Linked DNA regions of Homo sapiens: region 1 is linked to region 2. A link is an interaction called in ENCODE POLR2A ChIA-PET data of the cell type or tissue named here. Cell type or tissue: Panc1. All regions are shown on one strand.

Region 1 (4,000 bases), 530 kb after region 2:
GCCTTTTTTTTAAATCCATTTAGCCACTCTGTATCTTTTGATTGGAGAGTTTAGTCGATTTACATTCAGTGTTGTTACTGATTAGTGAGGACTTAACTACTACCATTTTGTTACTTATTATCTGGTTGTTTTGTAGTCCTACTCCCTCCCTTCCCCCTTCTTTTTTACTTCCTCTTCGCTCCTTTTTTCCCTCCCTCCCTTCCTTGTTTTGAAAGTGATTTTCTCTGGTGGTATGTTTTAATTTCCTGCTTTATATTTTTTGTGTATCTGTTGTAGGTGTTTTTGATTTAAGATCACCATGACAGCTGGGTGCAGTGGTTCACACCTGTAATCCCAGCACTTTGGGAGGCCGAGGTGGGTGGATCAAGAGGTCAGGAGATTGAGACCAGCCTGGCTAACATGGTGAAACCCCATCTCTACTAAAAATACAAAACTTAGCCAGGCGTGGAGGCACGTGCCTGTAATCTCAGATACTCAGGAGGCTGAGGCAGGAGAATTGCTTGAACCCAGGAGGCAGAGGTTGCAGTGAGTCAATATTGTGCCACTGCACCCCAGCCTGGGCGACAGAGTGAGACTCCGTCTCAAAAAAAAAAAAAAAAAAGAGATCACATAAGGGTTGCAAATAACATTTTATAACCCATTATTTTAAACCAATGACAACTTGAAACTTTGATTGCAAAAACAAGCAAGCAAAGAGAAAACTAATAAAAACTCTACACTTCATCTGCCCGCTTTTTAACTTTTGTTGTTTTTATTTATATCTTTATTATACTATGTCTTAAAAAACTGTAGTTATAAGCCAGGCGCAGTGGTTCACGTGTGTAATCCCAGCACTTTGGGAGGCTGAGGTGGGCGGATCACCTAAGGTCAGGAGTTCGAGACCAGCCTAGCCAATATGGCAAAACCCCCTCTCTACTAAAAATAGAAAAATTAGCCGGACATGGTGGCGGGTGCCTGTAATCCCAGCTACTCGGAGGCTGAGGCAGGAGAATCACTTGAACCCAGGAGGCCCAGGTTGCAGTGAGCCGAGAGTGCGCCACTGCACTCCAGTCTGGGCAACAGAGTAAGACTGTCTCAAAAAACAATACAAAACAAAACAAAACCCTGGCCTAGTGGCTCACGCCTAATCCCAGCACTTTGGAAGGCAAAGGTGGGGCGAATCACAAGGTTAGGAGTTCGAGACCAGCCTGACCAACGTGGTGAAACTCTGTCTCTACTAAAAATACAAAAATTAGCCAGGCGTGGTGGCACGCACCTGTAATCCTAGCTACTCAGGAGGCTGAGGCAGGAGAATCGCTTGAACCTGGGAGGCGGAGGTTGCAGTTAGCCGAGATCGCGCCACTGCCGTCCAGCCTGGGCAGCAGAGCAAGACTCTGTCTCACAAAAAAAAAAAAAATTGTAGTTCTTATTTTTGAAAGGTTCATTTTTTATTCTTCCTGCTCAAAATATGAGTAGTAGTTTATACACCACAATTACAGTGTTACAATATTCTGTATTTTTCTGTGTACTTGTTACCAGTGAGTTTTTGCACCTTCAGGTGATTTATTATTGTTTGTTAACATCCTTTTCTTGCAGATTGAAGAACTTTTTTTTTTTTTTTTTTTTTTTGAGACAGAGTCATGCTCTGTTACCAGCCTGGAGTGCAGTGGTGCCATCTTGGCTCACTACAACCTCCAACTCCCAGGTTCAAGCGATTCTTCTGCCTCAGCCTCCCAAGTAGCTGGGATTACAAGCATGTGCCACCACGCCCAGCTACTTTTTGTATTTTTAGTAAAGACGGGGTTTTGCCATATTTGCCAGGCTGGTCTTGAGCTCCTGACCTCAGGGTGATCCGCCCGCCTTGGCATCCTAAAGTGCTAGGATTATAAGCGTGAGTCATCGTGCCCAACTTGGTTGTTTATTTTCAAATAGCCTGAATTCAAGCTCACTAATGTTTTCTGCTGCTTGATACATTTCTGCTATTGAGAGACTGATGCATTTTTCAGTTTGTCAATTGAATTTTTCCACTTTGGGATTTCTGCTTGATTCTTTTTACTAATAATTATTGCAGTCTCTTTTTTAAATTTATAGGATTCTGAATTTGTTCTCTGTATTATCTTGGATTTCGTTGAACTTTCTCAAAGCATTCAGCTTGAATTCTGTCTGAAAGTTCACATATCTCTTATCACTTGGGAATTGGTCACTGGTGTCCTTTATTTTTAGTTCATTTGGTGAGGTCATGTTTTCTCAGATGGCCTTGATGCTTGTGGATGTTCATCAGTGTCTGGGCATTGAAGAGTTGGGTATTCTGTTCTTTGTAGTCTGGTTTTGTTTGTACGCATTCTTTTTTTTTTTTTTCTGTTTTTGAGACAGAGTCTCGCTCTGTCGCCCAGGCTGGAGTGCAGTGGCACAGTCTTTGCTCACCGCAACCTCCGTCTCCCGGATTCAAGCAATTCTCCTGCCTCAGCCTCCTGAGTAGCTGGGATTACAGGTGCGTGCCACCACGCCTGGCTAATTTTTGTATTTTTAGTAAATATGGTGTTTCACCATGTTGGTCAGGCTGGTCTCGAACTCCTAACCTCGTGATCTGTCCGCCTTGGCCTCTCAGAGTGTTGGGATTACAGGCGTTAGCCACTGCATCCGGCTCCCATTCTTCTTGAGAAGGTTTTTCAAGTATTCAAAGGGAATTAAGTGTTGTCATCTAAGTCTTCGCTCACTGCAGCCATACATGCATTAGAGGGCACCCCAAGACTAGTAATGTTGTGACTCTGTAGAGGTATCACCTTGGTAGTCTTGGGGAAGATCTGGGAGAATTCCCTGTATTACCAGGCAGTCTCTTGTCCTCTTACATTTCTCCAAACAAATGGAGTCTCTCTTTGTGCTGAGCTGCTTGGAGTTTGGGGAAGGGTGACACAAGCACTGCCATGGCCACCGTCACTGGAACTGTACTTGGTCTCACCCAAGGCCTGTGGCAGCTATTTTCTGGCCACCACTGATGTTAATTTAAGGCCCAAGGGTGCTTTAGTCAGTAGGTGAAGAATCCTGCAAGAACTGGGTCTTTACTTTCAGTGCAGCAGGTTCCCTTCTGGCCCAGGGTGTGTCTAGAAATGCTGCCCAGGAGCCAGGGCCTGGGATCGGGAGCTTTAGGAATCTGCTTTATTGTACTGGGGCTGAGCTGGCACCCACTTGCAAGATAAAGTCCTTTTTACTCTTCTCTCACCTCAAGCAGGTGGGTCTCCCCATGGACACCACAGCTGTGAATGTGCGGGGTCATATCTGAAGCTGGCACAATACGACATGGCACCTTGTTTTTTATTCAAGGCACAAGGGCTCTTTAGTCAGCTGGTGGTGAATCCTACTAGGACTAGGTATTTCCCTTCAAGGCAATGGGTTCCCTTCTGGTCCAGAATATGTCTAGAAATGTCATCTGGGAGCTATGGCCTAGAATTGAGGCTTCAGAACTATGCTTGGTGCTTTATTTTACTGTGGCTGAACTAGTATCCACATTGCAAGACAAAGTCCTCCCTACTCTTCCCTCTCCTCCCAGAGCTGTGAGCTGTGGTACCTGGAGTTGGGGGAAGGCTGGCACAAGCACTCCCTTGGCCACCCTAGCTGGTGTCTCAGTGGGTCACATGTACCCCAAGTCCACTGACTATGAGCCCAGCACAGTACCATGACTTGTCCAGGAATTGCAGTCCTTCTGGTCTAGACTGCCTTTCAAGTTTATTTAGGACCCCAGAGGACTTTACCCACGGTGGTGGGGCTTACCAAAATTAAGATTCTTTTGGTTTTTTTTGGCAGAGTTTCGCTCTTATTGCCCAGGCTGGAGTATAGTGACGCAATCTCAGCTCACCACAACCTCCGCCTCCCGGGTTCAAATAATTCTCCTACCTCAGCCTCCTGAGTAGCTGGGATTACCGGCATGCGCTACCACCTCTGGCTAATTTTTTTGTTTTTTAGTAGAGATGAGGTTTCTCCATGTTGGTCAGGCTGGTCTTGAACTCCCGACCTCAGGTTATCC
Region 2 (4,000 bases):
TTCTAAGGGAGAGAAGAGACATAACAAACACATAAACACAGGTGATGAATGCCACAGGGAAAACAAAACAGCGCGATGTGACAAAGTGGGTAAGAAAGCCCACTTCAGGTGGTCAAGGCAGGCCTCCCTGTGAAGGTGACATCAGCTAAAGGACCTGAATGTCCTGGAGCAAGCTACGTGAAGATTTGGGAAGAGTGTCTCAGGCAGAAAGGACTGCAAGTGCAAAAGCTCTGAGGCAGGGCTAAGCTCAGGAAATTTCAGGATTACAAAGACCAGTCTGGCTGGAGCTGGGTGAGAAAGGGGAGCATGTGGTAGGGAAGGAACACAGTCCCTGCCACATGGGGGCTGTTGGGAGGACCGGATGAGGGAATATGTGCGTGATACTTGGCAGGGTTATATGCTTAATATGTGGTAGCTGCTGTTAGTATCTGCAACATCCTTCCTAACGAGCAGTAGCAGCCCCAAGGACTGATGCTGTGACAACTGGTTTCTTACACTTTGCCGAGAAACGGCTAAGACCAACTACTAGTAGTGGTAGTACTGGATGCCTAGGGTTCCAAACCTAGTTCTGCCACTTAACAATTCCACAATCTTGAGCAAGTTACTCTAAGCATCCATTTCTTCATTTGAAAAAATGGAGGTAATAGTACCACATGGGACTTCCTTCACAGAGCTCTTGCAAAGATGAAACACATGTAAAACACTCAGCACAGCGGCCTGGCACGCAGTAAACATCTGATAAATGTTAACTATTATTATTATTCTAATAAAAGCACCAAGGGAGTTACCTGAAGTTGAGTCAAATCTGACTGACTGTCCTGGAGAGGTGTGCCAGCTATCTCTACCCAGGACCAGACGCTCTACTAAGTTCCCAGCTTACTACGGAATGGAGGCATCCAAGCTGGGAGGGAAGTGAAATAAGTAAGCCCCTGCCTGGGACTAAACACTTAGGTGGAGCTCTGGATGAGCCACTCTATCACCCACAGTCCTTTAATCTTTGAGCTTCAGTTTTTTTTTTCCTGAAGTATAACATGGAGATAATACATCTTGCTTCTCAGGCAGAGTTCAAGTGAAGATTTAAAATGCAATGGGGGTGCAGATCTTTACCCTGTCAGCCACTAAATGCTGGTGACTATTAAAGCTGTCGCTGTGGTTGGGAGGTGCCCTTGGATTAGTGGTGGCATCAGTGCATTTGAGCTAACACCAAAACCTAACAGTTTTGGTACATAAACTGAAATGAAGACAGAAGAACTGACTATGCTGTCCCCTAGGGGACATAGCACCCCCTCTGCCCAGTGTTCCCTGCAAGGAGAGCTCAAAGTTCTCACAGTTTAATGTCAGAGAGGGGTGGAATGTGAAGGAAGAGGGGTTCCCTTCCCTTCAGGCACCTGTACAGCTGAGCTTAGATTCCATGGTCCCAAAATCTGCTCAGGTTAAGCCTACTGTGGGCAGCAGATTCCTTTAGAGACCATGAACCTGTTTACTTACACTCCTTGAGAGTGGCTCAGAAGGAAAGATGCTGGGTATTCCTGTTCCAAGTAGGGAAACGATTTCTAGCTTCCTCCCTCTCTGCCCCCCCAGCCGTCCTGGACTTGTCCATACCTGAGATCCCCACCTCTGCCACCAAGAGATCATCGCTGGAAGCCGAGTTTTCAGCAAGACGCTTGAACTCATCCTGCTTCTCACCGTAGGGGTACTGGGTGTCGAACTTCACCAAGACGAACTTGCTTTTGGGAATGACCTGAGGGCGTATAGAGCTGAGCAAGTGGGTGTTCCAGGGACTTTTGGGGCTAATTCCCCTTCCCAAGGGGCCCCTGTTTAAGAAATAGAGTGGAAACAAGCCCACAAGGGAGGCAAGCTCTCACAAACTAATATTTATTCATTCACCCACTGACTCATTTAACAATTTAGTGAGTGCCAGCAACATGCAGGGCACCCCATTAGTACCTGTTCACACTAATCAAAGATATACACAACCCTGTCCAGAATAAACAAGGCTGCAGACATACTAAGGCCTTCTCCTTCAGGGTTCCTTTCAGTTAGGTGAAGGAGACCCTCTGCATACTACATCAGCCCCTGTCATGCTCATCATCCCAGGAGGCCTTTCGCAGTAAACCCTGAACAAGAAATCTGACAAAAATAAACAAACCTACCTACAAAGGAGTTGGCATCATGGAGGACGCTTTGGCTAGATAGGCCAGAGTTTGAACCCAGCAATTTCAGGGCAGATAAGCTAGTGAGAGGCCAGGCTTGGGACAATGTCTTCTCCCTAGACTACACTTCCCTCTGGCTAGATCTCTGGGTTTTAAACTGTCAGGGCCAAGACTTTTAATTGCAGTAAAATTCACATAATATTTGCCATTGTAACCATTTAAAAGTGTACATTCTGCATGATTCAGTGCATTAAGAATGTGCAACCATAGAGGTTACTATCTAGTGCCAGAACATTTTCATCATCCCAAAAGGAAACCCTATACTCATTACGCAGTCACTCCCCAGTCTTCCTCCTCCCAGCCCCAGCAACCACTCATCTATTTTCTGTCTCTATAGATTTGTCTATTCTGATGGAAATGTACAATATGTGCCCTTTTGTGTCTGGCTTTTTTCACTTAGCATGTTTTCAAGGTTTGTCCATGTTGTACCATGTATTGGCACACTGTTACTTTTTATGGCCAAATAAATATTACACTGTACGATAGACCACATTTTTGTTTATTCACTCATCAGCTGAATGTTTGGGTTGTTTCCACCTTTTGGCTACTGTCAATAGTGCTGCTATGAACATTCACATAACACATTTTGTTTGAACACCTGTATTCCACTCTTTTGGGTATATATACAAGTGGAACTGTGGTGGTCATATGCTAAGTCTACATTTAACTTACTGAAGAAGCCAAGGACTTCTTTTGATGGTTTCTCCCAATGCACAAGTTTTATCTAACAAGCCACCTTAGGGTAACACTGCCTTCCTCACTTCCATCAACTTTTTGTTTTCCTAATCCAAGTGATCCCTATCAAGTTTTTTCATCACAGGCAATCACTGTAAATAATCATGTCAAGGCTGAGCATGGTGGCTCACACCTGTAATCTCAACACTTTGCGGGGCTGAAGTGGGAGGATCACGTGAGGCTAGAAGTTCAAGACCAGCCTGGGCAACATAGCTGGCTTAAAAAAAAAAAATTAGCCAGTCATGGTGGCACACACCTGTATTCCCAGCTAAACTACTCAGGAGGCTGAGGTGGAAAATCACTTGTGCCTAGGAGTTAGAGGTTATAGTGAGCTATGATTGCACCACTGCAATCCAACCTGTGTAACAGAGTGAGACCCCATCTCTCTCTCTCTCTCTAAAAAGAAAAAAAAAATTATGTCAAGCTGACATAATTCTGGCTGAAGGCAAAGATACAATGTTCTGGACTGGGCACAGTGGTTCATGCCTGTAATCCCAGCACTCTGGGAGGCTGAGATGGGTGGATCACCTGAGGTCAGGAGTTGAAGACCAGCCTGGCCAACGTGGTGAAACCCTATCTCTACTAAAAATACAAAAATTAGCTGGGCGTTGTGGTGGGCGCCTGTAATCCCATCTACTCGGGAGGCTGAGGCAGGAGAATTGCTTGAACCTGGGAGGCGGAGGTTGCGGTGAGCCGAGATCGCGCCACTGCACTCCAGCCTGGGCGAAAAGAATGAAACTCCACCTCAAAAAAAAAAAAAAAAAAGAAAAAAAAAGATACAATGTTCTTGTTAGTCTTTGTCCTTTACAGTGTACTGATGTCCTCTTGGTTTTTAAAAATATTTAACACTGTTTAGGGACACAAAGGAGGGAGGAGAAGACACCAGAACAAGTCATCTTTAAATGCCAAAAAGCCTGAGCTCTGGGGGCCTAAAAGCAGGAAAGACTTAAAATACAAATAAGATCACATCCCTCTGGCCCAACTGGCCTTATTTCACTTCAGCACATGAAACTTATTCCCACTCAAGAGCTTTTTCATTTGCTCTCTGCTGG

What was found. ChIA-PET counts read pairs that join two places held together with the same protein. Peaks named below come from ENCODE experiments on the same cell type or tissue, not always from the same donor. Only the 100,000 strongest peaks of a DNase experiment are listed, where the experiment ranks them.
Region 1: POLR2A ChIA-PET joins it to region 2 with 9 read pairs; 1 of 35 experiments calls an interaction of 5 or more read pairs at or near these places.

What each region holds. Positions count from the first base shown.
Region 1 is chr12:111,491,027-111,495,026 of GRCh38, reverse strand. All of the region lies in intron 14 of ATXN2 (ataxin 2), which reads left to right. Among named protein-coding and RNA genes, the nearest start is that of SH2B3, 87 kb to the right of the region's middle. In Panc1, no CTCF peak of the experiment used is centred here; a DNase peak (open chromatin) is centred at 1,862.
Region 2 is chr12:112,017,497-112,021,496 of GRCh38, reverse strand. It overlaps ERP29 (endoplasmic reticulum protein 29), which reads right to left. Exons shown (of 3, transcript NM_006817.4): 2 at 1,603-1,741. LOC124903021 (a long non-coding RNA gene) reads left to right here. Exons shown (of 2, transcript XR_007063464.1): 1 at 1-921; 2 at 1,582-2,698. Among named protein-coding and RNA genes, the nearest start is that of ERP29, 6.1 kb to the right of the region's middle. In Panc1, a CTCF peak has its summit at 1,107; a DNase peak (open chromatin) is centred at 2,448.